Regions from separate parts of the Homo sapiens genome. Here region 1 is linked to region 2. Evidence: chromatin contacts called from ENCODE Hi-C or POLR2A ChIA-PET data. All regions are on one chromosome and are shown on one strand. Each heading gives the region's core, a stretch centred on a gene start or an enhancer-like site at or near the end of the contact. The rest is flanking DNA. Distances are from core to core; before and after follow the strand shown. Region 1 holds the start of BANK1 (B cell scaffold protein with ankyrin repeats 1). Region 2 overlaps PPP3CA (protein phosphatase 3 catalytic subunit alpha).

The links. Hi-C counts contacts between places; a loop is a spot of excess contacts on that map. ChIA-PET counts read pairs that join two places held with the same protein, here RNA polymerase II (POLR2A). Pooled maps may share reads with other maps.
Region 1: a pooled map shows a loop between it and region 2 (2.6-fold over the local background). The contact joins the promoter of BANK1 here to the enhancer-like site in region 2. A Hi-C loop is called at or near these places in 3 of 37 single-sample maps with no recorded cell type and 4 of 50 pooled maps. POLR2A ChIA-PET finds 5 or more read pairs at or near these places in 1 of 52 experiments (activated CD4-positive, alpha-beta T cell).

What each region holds. Positions count from the first base shown.
Region 1 is chr4:101,788,307-101,794,680 of GRCh38, reverse strand. BANK1 (B cell scaffold protein with ankyrin repeats 1) reads right to left here and starts at 3,951. Exons shown (of 17, transcript NM_017935.5): 1 at 3,731-3,951. The coding sequence starts at 3,800. RefSeq lists a silencer at 3,675-3,864.
Region 2 is chr4:101,277,331-101,284,372 of GRCh38, reverse strand. All of the region lies in intron 1 of PPP3CA (protein phosphatase 3 catalytic subunit alpha), which reads left to right. Among named protein-coding and RNA genes, the nearest start is that of MIR8066, 40 kb to the right of the region's middle. RefSeq lists an enhancer at 4,547-4,841. Within about 2 kb of position 4,677, at least 6 of the 41 ENCODE cell types and tissues checked have a DNase peak (open chromatin) inside an H3K27ac peak, as active enhancers do.

The sequences.
Region 1 (6,374 bases), core at 2,702-5,201, 510 kb before region 2:
ATAATTCCATATGATATCTGATATTTCCACCACTGGGACTATTTCAATGTCTGCACTAAAACTTAGATACCATTCTTTATATTTAAAACAGGAAAGGAAAGGATTACAAGGCCAAATAATAACTTACTTTTTAAATGATGACTTATGAAATGTTTGCCTTTTCTATTCTTATTTCATAGCTATCTCCAAAATTACTGCAAGATACTCTATATTCTATGAAGAAAGCAGTAAATTAATAAGTGTAACTTAGGTGATTAAGCAACAACCATTTAAACTCTTAAAACATGTCATTTATTTTTGTCAGGAATGATGTTCCTCATTTTATATTGTAATTTTGTTTTAACCCAGTAGTAAATATTTTGGTAAAATAGATTCTCATCTTCTTGTAAGTTGAAATACTCCACAGTTTTTCTGTTTGATGCTTATTTTTTTCAAATATATTTATATATTATGTAAACTGAGTCACAACTGGTACTCTGAGATATGAGAAAACAGAGCACGCTCTCATTTTGTCCTATTAAATTCCTTCTTTATTCTTTCCTGCAACTGCTATAGTTTAATTCCCTTTTAATCAACCTATCCTTAGTTCTTCTCATTATGAATTCTTTTCTCCTTTCAGAACTATTAACCACAATATATCCCCAAGGATATTGCAGTATCTTTATACAAGAGGCCATATCTCCTATTTTTTTTGATACGAGAGCTTGATTCCTTCACCCATCAAGTTGTCCTTCAAGTCAGTATGAGGCAATCAGTATGAGGCAGTTTTTCACTAAGAACTCCCACTCTTATATAAGCTAATATGACACTACTGATCAATGACCTAAGAATTAATATAACAACTAGCATGTATAAAGCAGTTACTATTTGTTATAAGACCCTGAAAAGGACTTCACCTGCATTTACCCATTTAATCCCCTAAACAACTTTCATATACAGGATTTCTTCTCTTGGATTTTGCTTTTTAATAAACAAAATAAAAAACTAAGACAGTGACAGATTTCATTATTTATTCAAGGTCACAGATGAGACAGGCAATGAAGCTGGGACTAGATCTGAGGCAGTATGAGTCAAAAGACCATCATAAGTAGGGCATAACCACCTACAATACATCCTCAGATAGATATTGCAGAAAAGGTTCCTCTACTGTCCCAAGTGTAACTTTGAATATGCTGATATTTAACCTTGAAATCTTCAGCAATTGCATTTTTCAGAATTATTCCTTATTATGGTGAAGATATCCTGAAAGCACTCCTTGTCTTTAAAATCCTAGCAAAAGTGACCTTATCAGAACATTTCCAGATTGGTCTGAAGAAAGCAAGTTTTTCCAGCCACCAGCATGGAACCAGGTTATTTCCTTAGTGGAACAAGTGTAGGACGTTGGCTATGTTGGAAGATTGCAGTCAAAGCAAAAAGCTTCAAATCTTTAAGAACTTCAAGCTAGAGAGCAGAGACCTAGACAAACCATGTTCCTTACAAGTATAAGCATCCAGCGTAAGGTGAAACAGTCTAAATGCTAATTCCACCCTTTCATGCTTTCTGTTCTTAAGCAAATCATTTATTAAAGTTTCATCAGATGCATCCAATAATATCAATAAAAATTTAAAAAAAACTATGGTGTGGAGAAAAATCTGTGATTTAATAAATAATCACTCCCTAATTAAAACAGCAGTTAAAATTAAATTTTTAAAATCATTAGTTTTGGAATACAACAGGAAGAATCTCTCTTTTGGACATTGATAGTAATATATAGTTAAATACAAACCAGAAAATACATTCTAACTAGAACTTTCACCCATTGTGCATCATTTTTACCTTGTTTTAGAGAACTGGGTATTCTATTTTTCTTGCTTCCATTAAAGAACAAGTCGATACTCAACAGTTAATAAATCTCTGATGGCAGTATACACTAATGTTGTCTAGCAGTACATTCTATCTCCTGCTAGAAATATACCTTCCTGGGCATGAAACTGTGTTTACCATTTTACATTCTTATTACTACTACATGACTCTTGGCAGGGAATAAAAGTTTGTTAAGTTAATGAATGGGTGACCTTCAAATAATTACTAGTTATGAAACCATGAGCAACTCACACTCTGGATCTCAGTGCTCTCTTCTCTAAATGAGGCAGTTGGACCAATTGACCCCCAATGTGCCATATTAAGATAGTTGTTGGAGAGAGAGGGAGCTCTTCATTAAAAAAAAAAAAACACACACACACACACACACACACACACAAACCACTGGATTTATAAAAGCTAGAAGATTACTCATATCAAGAATATGGGCATGGGATAATGTCAAAAGACAATTCGTTTTTAGAAAAGTTTCATTATGTTGGCCAGAAAAGGAAGTAACTGAAGCAAGTGATAAATACTGCATGGAGAAGGACCCAAGGAGTTGGGAGGGGCGGGGCGGGGGGGGAGCGGAATGCATGGGAGGAACAAGAATAATTGGAATGCTATAAATATTGATTCACATTACTCTTGCATTATTCACAATAGCAAGTGCCTCAAAGTATTGCTTAGTATCAAGTGAAATAAAAGGCATTTTCTGCCTAAACTGTTTAATCTAGAAGTTTGAAACAAACTGTACCCCATTCTCTAACAAAATTGTTAAACTGAAATTACAAAAGAGGTAACCTGCTCAAAGTTTGAAAGACATGGTTGGTTTATTTATAGATGCTAGCAAAGTCTGCTCTGCTGAAGACCATCAGAGCCACAGTTTTCAAGAATGTCAATATGCAATAGTTAAAATATTAATAATATTAAGTTATGGGCTCTAAGTCCTTTCTTGTCACTTTTCATTGACACAAATATACTTCTTATTTAACTGAAAGCAATCCCTAAAGCTTATTTATGTAAAAATGCACTAGCCAACAGAAATAGCTACAACCAAAATTACATTACCTAAAAAATTCTAGAAAGGTATGAGAAATTTATTTCTATTCAGCAAATTAAGAAACTTTCACTCAGAATATACTTTCTTGTTGCATTTCTCACCACGAACACTCCAGTAATATTAATACCTAAGTGAAGTTTTTTAATTTAAAAAACATTTTTATATCACTGAGTAATTTGCAAATGCATTTGAAATGCTTCAAAAAGAACTAAATAAAACTGCCTTAACGTCCATTTGAAAATATAAATCTACTTCTGCATTCAACCAAGTTGACCGTTTTCCTTTGACCAAGTTAGTAAAGCCAGTGGAGTAGGGAGGTGGTGTTGGTAGAGTTTCTCTGCAAAGCCACCTGCCAAGAAGCAGGGCTACCAATTCACCAGGCTGGGATTTGTCAGGCCGGGCAGGTAAATGCGTGACGCTACACATGAGCGGTTTTTCTGTGCTTACCGACTGTTGAAAATAATTACGTATAATTTTAAACGCGCATTGCTTTAAAACAGGTTGCAAAGTGATTTTAGAAACTACAGGACCCTGACCCGGGTGCTGGGGAAAGTTCCAGCTCCTCAGAAGTTGCAGACACTGAGGGTAGCCCGCTGGCCAGAACTCCCAGCGCGCTCCCTCCTCGTGGCGTCCAGATGCCCCTCAGAGAAGTCAGGGACAGAAGAACCCTCTGGGCTGCCTGGCGGCAGGATAAAAAGGAGAAGCCCTGTCTCAGGGACGCCCTGGCCTCAGTGCCCGAGTGCAGTTGTCTAACGATGGCCCGTGGTCTCCGCAGAGCCCCGTAGCCCGGCCTCGGCGTCAAGCCCCTCCGAATGCGCGACTACCCACCTGGGGGCGCTGGGCCGCAGGGGGCGGGGTCCGGGCTCCCAAGCCCCTTGCCTGGCGCTGCTGGCAGCATTGTGGCGGTTGAAGCCGAGGGGCCTGCGCACTGCTGCCCGCCGAGCGCTACCTGGACTCTCCCGGCCAGAGACTCCCCGCGATTTTCTCTTCCTTTGGCCCTCGGCTCTCCCCAGCCCGCTTGCCACCCGCGGAGGCTGCGGCCAGGTCTCAGGAAACGCAGCCCCGGGGCTCATGCCCGCAAGGCCAGGGCTCCGCTCTGCTGGGCGCCCAGAGGAAGTGAAACTGCTCAGGGGCCTGCTCTTACATCCCTTCTCAAAAGGCCGCTTTGGTTTCTTATAACACTTCTGCGCCTGTTTCCTTCCTCACCTTTTCATCCTAGGATATATTTAGACCGCTGTTATTGTAGCTCTCCTTGTCCCTTTCTAGGTCTTCCATACTGCCATACTGCCCCCACTTCCAGGCAGACGTAGGGAAACCAGAAGTGAACATTTGCTGGAAAGAAAGAATAATTAGATAGATAGATGAGTAGGTACACAGATGATAGATACATACATATAGAAATGAAGATACAGATAATACTGTAACTTTTAAAATATTTCATTTTACACAGACTTTCTAGGCTAGGTTCATAAATTGAAAAGTGATTTAAAATTCCATATAAAATGTATTTCTTACTCCTGCTCCAACTCAAAAATAGACCCAGTAAAAAATTATTTATGGCTCTAAATACCCTCTCCAAACAAGAGTTTGTTTGCTTGTTTTTAAGATGGAGATATATCAAAGGAGTTGTCCCAGAACCTTAAAGTGAATGTCTCTCTCTCAAGCATGTCTAAACTAGTCATTTGCCTTTTGAAGTTGAATATATTTTTTGAATATCAATTTGGTAATAATACATAGTTTAAATGTTCCTCTCCTCTTCCTATAAAAGGAAGGCTTTCTTTGAAACTTTCTCTCGGATGAAGTGCTTTTTAGTAATAATATAAATATCAAGTATCAAAAAAAGTTAATTTTTTCACATAAATGAACTTATTAGAACTTTATAACATAATGTAGAAAACTTGGAGAAGTATGCGAAATGTCCAAAAAACTTGAAAACAATTATAGATTGTATTGTATTTATCTGGTTTCCAGTAGTTTCTTTAACATCATTATTAATTTTATGTTGATTTTCTGAACTTTATATAATGGAACAAAAGATTTCATCTAACTTATGAAATATTATATTGAAAAAAATGGTTGTCTTCTATATATGCCTGTTAACAGAGAGACTTCAGTGTAATAGGCAAAAACAAATTTGGATTGCAGGGTTTGGGTGTTGTTCAGTGTTTCAGAAACTCAATTCTTAGGAAAGTATGTCTTAAACCCATTGGAGAAAAGAATATTCTAACTGATGCATCTGCTGGTATACGTATTCCTGACAAGAGCTACTTTAGCCAACATGAACACTCCAGATGATGCTCCCCAATTAAGTATCCAGATCTTCAAAGGCACCCATTTATGCACACGAAAACTTGTTAATAAAGACAGTGTTCAGATAGGAACTTGTATCTGTCACATATACAGGACAGCCTTCTTGTATGAAGAGCCCTGGATTGGAAGTCAGAAGGTTGCAGCTGCCATCCTGACTCTGCTCCACAATATCTGGGTGTTTGGAGCAATTCTTAATATTTCTGAGCCTTGCGTATCTCATCTAATTTATTCATTATTAATGAATAAATTAAAATTACTGTATTCGAGTTTCTGCCAGATATAAAATGTTATAACACTGTCTCCTAATAAAACTATAGAAAATAAGATTTATAATATGAAAATTAAGTATATTTTCAGAAGCTCATTTCCACTACTTATGTCAAATGATGCTAGTAAATAGAAAAAAGAAAGTAAAAACTGCTGAAAATTGTGGGCTGTTTTTTTTTTAAAAAAAATAAGATTATGTGTTAGAAAATCTTTAAAATCTCCCATTAAAATTATTCTAGCTTCACTTTTCTTTTGAATAAGAAAATAGCCATTGACTACCCCATTGACTGACTTATTTATTCTTTTGTTTTACTGTTTGCAGTCAACAACTACTCTTTTTTTAAGTATTCTATATCCTATGTTCTATGTAAGAGTTTCACAATATTCATGTCATTTGGTTCTCAAAACAAGGAAGGTTTAACCATATTTTACAAATGAAGAATCTGGGCGTTGAAAACTGTAAGTGGCAGAGCTGGAATTCAATCCTAGATCTGATTTCATAGCCTGCCCTCTTAATTATAACTGCCCCCCTCCCCACCGCTTCCTTTTAAGGTCACATAAGGCCCTTGCTAAAGATTACATGAACATAATAGGATAGGTTATACATATATGTGTTGAAAACGTTTTTTGTTTCCCTATCCACTTTTCCACAGAACTATAAGCCCATACAATTAAATACTAATATCCTTAAAAATAGGTATGAACTGTACTTATAATTTATTACAATTTTGGTGCTATTTGGTTGAGGATATATAGATGTTCACACACGCGCACACACACACATACACGTGATAACTTAAGTCTACATGTTTTCATACTTTGCTGATGCATTTATAAAAATATATTTTAAAAGATTTTTTACTCATTTTGGTCTTGTTTCTGTGTCAAGTACGTC
Region 2 (7,042 bases), core at 3,428-5,927:
CTTTTAAATTCCATGATTCTGTGACCCAGGAGGTGTCCAGGAGTCATGTGAGTAAACTTTTAAGTTTTGAAGTAACGTTAACTCCAAGACTTGAAACCCTTGAAATTGGCTAGAAATCCTATACAAGATTTCCAGAAAGTTACCGTTATACTTCCTGATTACGCTTATGGATACAAATATAAAGCAAACAATAACCAAAGACACATAAAACAAACCCTGATTCTAGCAGTTTACGAAAAGAGGAAATTTATTAGAAGGTTCTGGGGGATCATTGTCCAGTAGAACTTTCTGTGATGAGGAAAATGTTTAGAGAATCTGAGCTATCCAGCATGGTAGTCAATAGTCATATGTGACTATTTAGCACTTGAAATATGTCTAGTTCAACTACAAGACTCGATTTTACATTTTATTTAGTTTTAATTAATTTAAATGTAAACTTTTAAGATTTAAAGGAATCCTGGGAGTAACCGAAACGTCGGTCTTGAGAAGAATAGGAAGAAACCAGGGTGGCCTTAGGAACTAAGAACTGCTTTGGAAGCAGTAGTGGTGTGTTCTTCAGAGTCATACCATGACTTAGTTATTAGTGGTACCCAACCTGGATTTATCAGATAACAATGGCATCTTCCAGGGAGAGAAAATCTGATTGTCTTTACATGAGTTTGGTGTCTACCCTCCAAATCAATCAACTGTAGGTTGGGTTGCAGAATGATTGCGTACCTGCCAGAGTGCTGACAGTTCCCAGGGAAGGAGGAAGTGGAGCCAGGCAGCAGTCTTAAGAGCGGTTTGCCACATTACTTAAGAGAAATATGTTTTTCCCTGCAAGCACTGATTTTTCTAACTTTAAAATACTCTTATTTTGTTAATTTACTTGTATTGCACCTGACTTATTTACCTTTTTTATTGCTAATTAAAAATACCACTCTATGTTGAGTAAACTTTTACTAACCTGAGAGACTAATGATTTATAACATTGTGTAGAAGGAAATCAAAGAACATTATAGCCAAAAGCAACAATATGAGCCATGCTAGACAATGCTCTCTTGTTACAGAGAGTATTGATACCAAGGCTTAGATGTTTTGCTATTTCAAGTCACGAAATTATTTGCCACATTAGGGATAGATACTTGCTTTAATCTGAACCTATGTTGTTGACCAGCTACATGTTAAAACCAAGTGTTTGAAAACCATCTTTTTGAAATTTGACGCTTTCCCGTAAATTTTTATTTTCCTGTAAAGTGGTAATACTAATAATTTGTGAGAAAACTGAGTAGTGCAGGTTTTGATTTTGAAGGGTTTTTTGTTTTGTTTTACATTTTTAAAACATGAAGAAAGAGCTTTGATTGAGAATGTGTTAATTGTATTATGTGAACCTATAAAATTAACTCTTATTATTTAATACATATGAACCAAATAATACTTGACCCAGATAAGTGAAGGATAGATAGAAAAGAAAGGCATTTACTTAAAATGGCTGCTTATTTTATCAAAGTTAGATTTCAAATTAGAGTTGGATGAGCTGTTTTAAAAGTCCATGCTAAATATGTTGGGGACTGCCCCGGAAACAGGTTTTCCTCCTCTGTGTAAATCAGCCATGTTTCTGTGGTGCGAGGTGGGTGGGAGCCTTGCTTTACTTCCTGCATCTCAGCAGGCTCAGGAAGGGAAGCTTGCTAGGGTGTTTAAGCAGCCACATGCATTATGTTAAATTAATTCTACCCCAGTCTTTGGACATCTATTGACAATAGTATTATTTGGGTTGCAAAATCAACAAGTGAATAGACCAAAGAAGAAATGGGGAAGAACCCAGAATGAGTGTGAGTCAAACACTACCTTGACACAGGAAGCCAGGACTAGAAGCCCTGAGATCAGTCCAATCCAGGGAATATGCTGACTGCGCTGTCATTTAGAACAGGCCAGTGGAATTCAGGACCTATCAGGTAAGTCCATGTCTTACCAACTTAAAGCAATCTTCTGGGAAGAGGTCTGGACCTGTATCTAACATGAATTGTAGTGAGGTCTGTCCATCACATTTCACTCATCTAATCACCTTTGTCATTCTTCTGGTTTTCACAGATAGGATAGAAAAACTGTAGTTTTTTTCTGTTGCCACTTAGCTCTTGGTTGCAGGGGCCTCTAGGTAGGTGTGAAGTGGTTATCAAGGCTTTGACTGTCAAAAACACTTCTACTCAAAATTGGCCTTAGCAGTTAAGCCAGATTTAAAATGATTTTGGTAGTGGATTATCTAAGCTCATATAGAATAACTGCAAGTCACTTTCAAACTTGCCATAGATGCGAAGATAATATATTCTCATTTTCTGGACTAGCTTTTCCCAGGAAAAGGTATGGGGTGGAGGGATATCAAATATCAATTTTTGTAGATATGGAAAGCTCCATGAATGTGTATTTATAGGCCCCCTGAGGTCTAACTGAATGTATGTTGAATGCAGATTCTTCTGTTTTCCTCCCCAGGTTTGTCATTTGGCAACTAGTACAGGAAAAAGACCCTCAATAACTAGCAAGTCTGTCTTTGTTATATGTAGACAAGCATTTTGATTAATTTAGGGAGGATGCTTTTTTCACTATATAAAATTAAAATGAAATTATGGAAGAACCTAGTTTGTTTTCTTACTTGAGTTGAATGCTGTTTAACCACTTTCTTATTACATTCGATTGACTTAGTTGAGTTGGATGCTGAATGTTTAACCACTTTCTTATTACATTTGATTGACTTAAAAACCATCTGTAGCATAGCCTAAATAACTTAAGACTTTCAGAAAGTTGTGGCAAATTTTTTTGATACATTCTCATTCATAGCCAACTCAATTATATTAACTTTTTATACAAATCAAATTATATTATAATCCATACACATTAAATTTCACTTAGACCAAAGAAGAGCCAAGGCTTCTTTACTGGATCTCACCCCCTCTTACGTATTTAAGAGCATTGCCCCAGGAAGTCCTCTTTTCTGCATCAGCATTTTCTATTCTTTGTTGGATCATACTCATTAGCAGAAGATGCCATAGTTTTTACTGTCTTGAAATAATAAAGCTTCTCCTGAGCCCATGTTCTTATCCAGCTACTGCTGCATTTCTCTTCAGAGCAAAACTCTCCAAAAGAATTATGTACGTTCACTGTCTCAAATTGCTCTTCTCCCATTCTTCCTTGAACCCTCTCCAAAGCTTTTCCTCATTCACTGCTTCAGAGCCTTCTTTTGTCAAAGTCTCCAATAACCTCAGTGTTGTCAGGTTGAATAGCAGGCTCATCTAATTTGACTTAGCATAGCATTTAACACAGCTGATCACACTGTCTCTCCCGGAACACATTCTTCTCTGGAGTACTTGCAAATCACATGCTCTTGGTTCTCCTCCTGCATCATAGGCTGTTCTCTCTCAGTCATTTTTTTTTCCTATTTCTTCTTTGTTTCTCCAGTCTCTAACCATTTAACCATTGGAATGCCCCCTTCTCTTTTCTATATAATGCATTTGTGGAGTGAGCTCAAGCATTCTTCTTTTATGTATGACACTGATGGTTTCCAGTTTTTTTTTTTTTTTTTGAGACTGAGTCTGGCTCTGTCACCCAGGCTGGAGTGCAATGAGGTGATCTCAGCTCACTGCAGCCTCTGCCTCCTGGGTTCAAGTGATTCTCCAGCCTCAGCCTCCCAAGTAGCTGGAACTGCAGGTGCATGCCACCATGCCCGGCTAATTTTTGTATTTTTAGTAGAGATGGGGTTTCACTATGTTGGCTAGGCCGGTCTCGAACTCCTGACCTCAGGTGATCCACCCGCCTCGGCCTCCTACAGTGCTGGGATTACAGGCATGAGCCACCACACCTGGTCCGTTTCCAGTTTTTATCTACAGTTTGAATCTTTCCTCAGTGCCTCTAGTCTCATATATACAAAATACCTGCTTAACACTTTCACTTGCCTGTCTAAATTAACTTGTCCACACTCAGACTCTTGCTTTCCCTTGTTCTTTCTGAGCAGTAATGGTGGCCTTCTTGATATTTATTTAAAAAAGAAAACAGATTCACAGCTCAAGGCCTTTATATTTGCTATTACCTCTGTTTGCCATGCTTTTCTCCCAGATACCCACATGGCTTAGTCTCCCCACCTCCTTACGTCTGCTCAAATATCACTATTCTCAATCTGGCTACTTTTTCTTCTTAATTTTCTCTCTAATGCTTATTTGACATGCCGTATATTTGTCTGTTTATTGCTTTACATTCCAAGAATATATGCTCTAAGAGGGCAGTGACTTTTGTCCATTTTATTCGCTAATGTGTTCCCATTTCTTACTACAGTGCCTGGTCCATAGTAAGTGCTCAATTAATATACATTGAGGGAAAAGACTACATGAACATTACTACCACGATGATGTTATAGTTGATTTCAGTTCCAGGAACTGAAAATGTGAAAGTGCTTCCGTCAATTTCTCCTTTGAAACTTCACTTTAGATAACTTACTTCTTTAGTGAGAAACAGCAGCCCCTTATTCTTAAAGGAAGATTTCCATTGTGTGCCTTTTTCTTCTGCAGCTGTCTCTGAGCAAATTGCTCATTCTAGCTTCTTCTTGGAATGAGTCTCTTCTCTGAACTTCTCTTGGCTCTTCCCTCTTTCAGCTTGGCTTCTGTTCACGGAGCTTAGTTCTACTTCCTGACCTCACAGAGCTTGCCCTTTTTATAGTAAAAAGCCTGTGGTGATGTCATTGGCTCAGCTGGTTTCAATCAGGCTGCTCAGTTGAAGCTGATGAATGACTCTGCAAGTTATCTTTTGGAGGGCTGTACTTATTCTGATACAAAATACGCAGTTATATACAGCATTAACCATTTAGCAATTATCCCATGTGAGTCATGGGAATGCTTTTTCCCACTCTTTACTAACGGAAATTCTAATTGATCATTGGCTGCCCCACAAGCACAGCAGAGTCAGGTATCTGATGTTGGTCAACTGCTTACTGGCTCTTACTCTGCTTCTAACTCTCTAGGACCTCCTGCAGCCTTTCTCCTGCCTGTTACTTTATTCTGCTTTCTAAATGTCATTCCTTAGATCCTTAATTAAGCTACCCCAAACTTGTTTCTCACCTTGAACCTCTGCCTTACTGTTACTCATCCATTTGCTGCTCTTGGATCACACATTTTTTTTTGACCTTGCCATTTGTAAAATGTAATTGAATTGTGTGTGTGTGTGGCTACCCTTTTCTTTTTTAATTCTAGGCACTCATCTTTACTATTAATTCTGTAACAATTGCTATTTTTGACTTTAGAACATTGTCCTAACTTTTTTCAGTGAGAAGGTGATTGGTTTGTGATTTATTTCTGGTAATTTTATGCTTCTAAGTCTGATGCAAGACATTTTAATTACATTTTTTAGTTTGGAAGAGAAAGGCTTTATTGGGAAATTGATCGGTTTTCATAAAACAAATCTGTCATATTTAAAAATGGGCCTGCATAGAATATAGTGTGTATGAAAAGTGGTGGCTACAGAATCCTTGTAGTTAAAGCTCAGAAAGTTTTGATAGCCAGTGGCACAAAGGGGGCCAGATGTCCACGGGGGTGATTGTTTAAAGGGATGGTAGGGAAAATATAAAGTGAATGTGTAGAATGAAGGGGTGCTTATGACCAGGGTGAACTTCTAATTTATTGTGTAAATCAGGATGCTTTGAAGATAAAAGTTGTAACAGACATAAACTGGGACTGCCCACGCAAACCCTACCTATATATAACATTGCCGACACACCTCAGAATTATGGGTAGGCCTGGTTGGCCTTCATGATCAGTTGTTTTTCAGGACACAATGAAGTTAATATTCCACCTCTGTGGTATCCGCAGTCTGCTTTATAGCAGAGCAAGAGTCTCAGGAAACATAGTTTGAGAGCTCCAAGTTCAATATGGAGAGGTCTGTTTCTGAGCAGCAGCTATTTCTAAGCCACTGCAGCTGGGAAGGTGGTAGAGGGAGTGATGAGGAGGGGATCAGGTGTCTTTGGGGCAGTTAATGGACCTAATTCTGAGGGTTAGTGAGAGGCAAAATTTGGGGTAATGGGGTAATAGCAGAGGGCTGACAAATGACAGGTAGACTAAGCAATCTTTAAATAAAATTGAATATATTTTAAAGACATGCTTACCTCATTGTAAGCTTATAATTAAGAAACTGAATATGGCAAAATAATTGCAGTGTTAAATTTATTTCATAACATTGAATTTAAAAGTCGTAGTTAAAATAACTTTTTAATTTTTTTATTTTTTTTTTTTTTTTTACTAATAGCTTTTAAAGTTTCATTTTTTATGTTTGGTGCCAGAATTAAGAAGTGGCCCTTTCTCCGTATAAAGCAAATGGAGTTTTATATGCTAGATTCAATGTTGTGAACTGGGAAAAACATATCTGGTTTTATATAGGCTTTAAGAAAAATCAGGACTGATCCTAGGAAGATTAGGAAGGGGATTTATAGGACTAATATAGTCACTATCTCAGTGTTATGACTTACTGCTTTGGTTTTCATGGAATTTTCTTCTAAAGAACATTGTGAGTCACTGGTGTAGACAGAATCCTGAACACTCTTAGACCACTGACAAGTAGAAAACCCTGTTTGCAGCCAGCAGGGTCTGTGATTTGCCCATAGTAGGTACTTAATAAATATTGTTGACTTGATTTGGCTTAGGTTTGTCACTGGAAAATGTAAAAGCCAATGCACATTTATAGATTGATTTAAATTTTGGGGAGCATTTTTGCTATGCTATGTACATTTAGAGAAATAATGGCTATTTTTGTCTAACAGGAATTGTAGGCATGCGTAAGTTGAATGTGCAAGATGGACCTCTGAGGAGACAAGAACCATTAGAAACTTTTGCATACTATATTATCTGAATATTCATAAGTAAATGCAAATAGAAGAGCAATTTCTGTCAAATTGGGACATTTAAACAAATCAAGTGTTAACTTTGTTACTAAATTTTTAAAATGCGTTTTTTGATATTTACCTAAATGAATTGGAAATGTAGGTCCACGCAAAAACCCGTACACAAATGTCCACAGCAGCTTTATTTTTAAT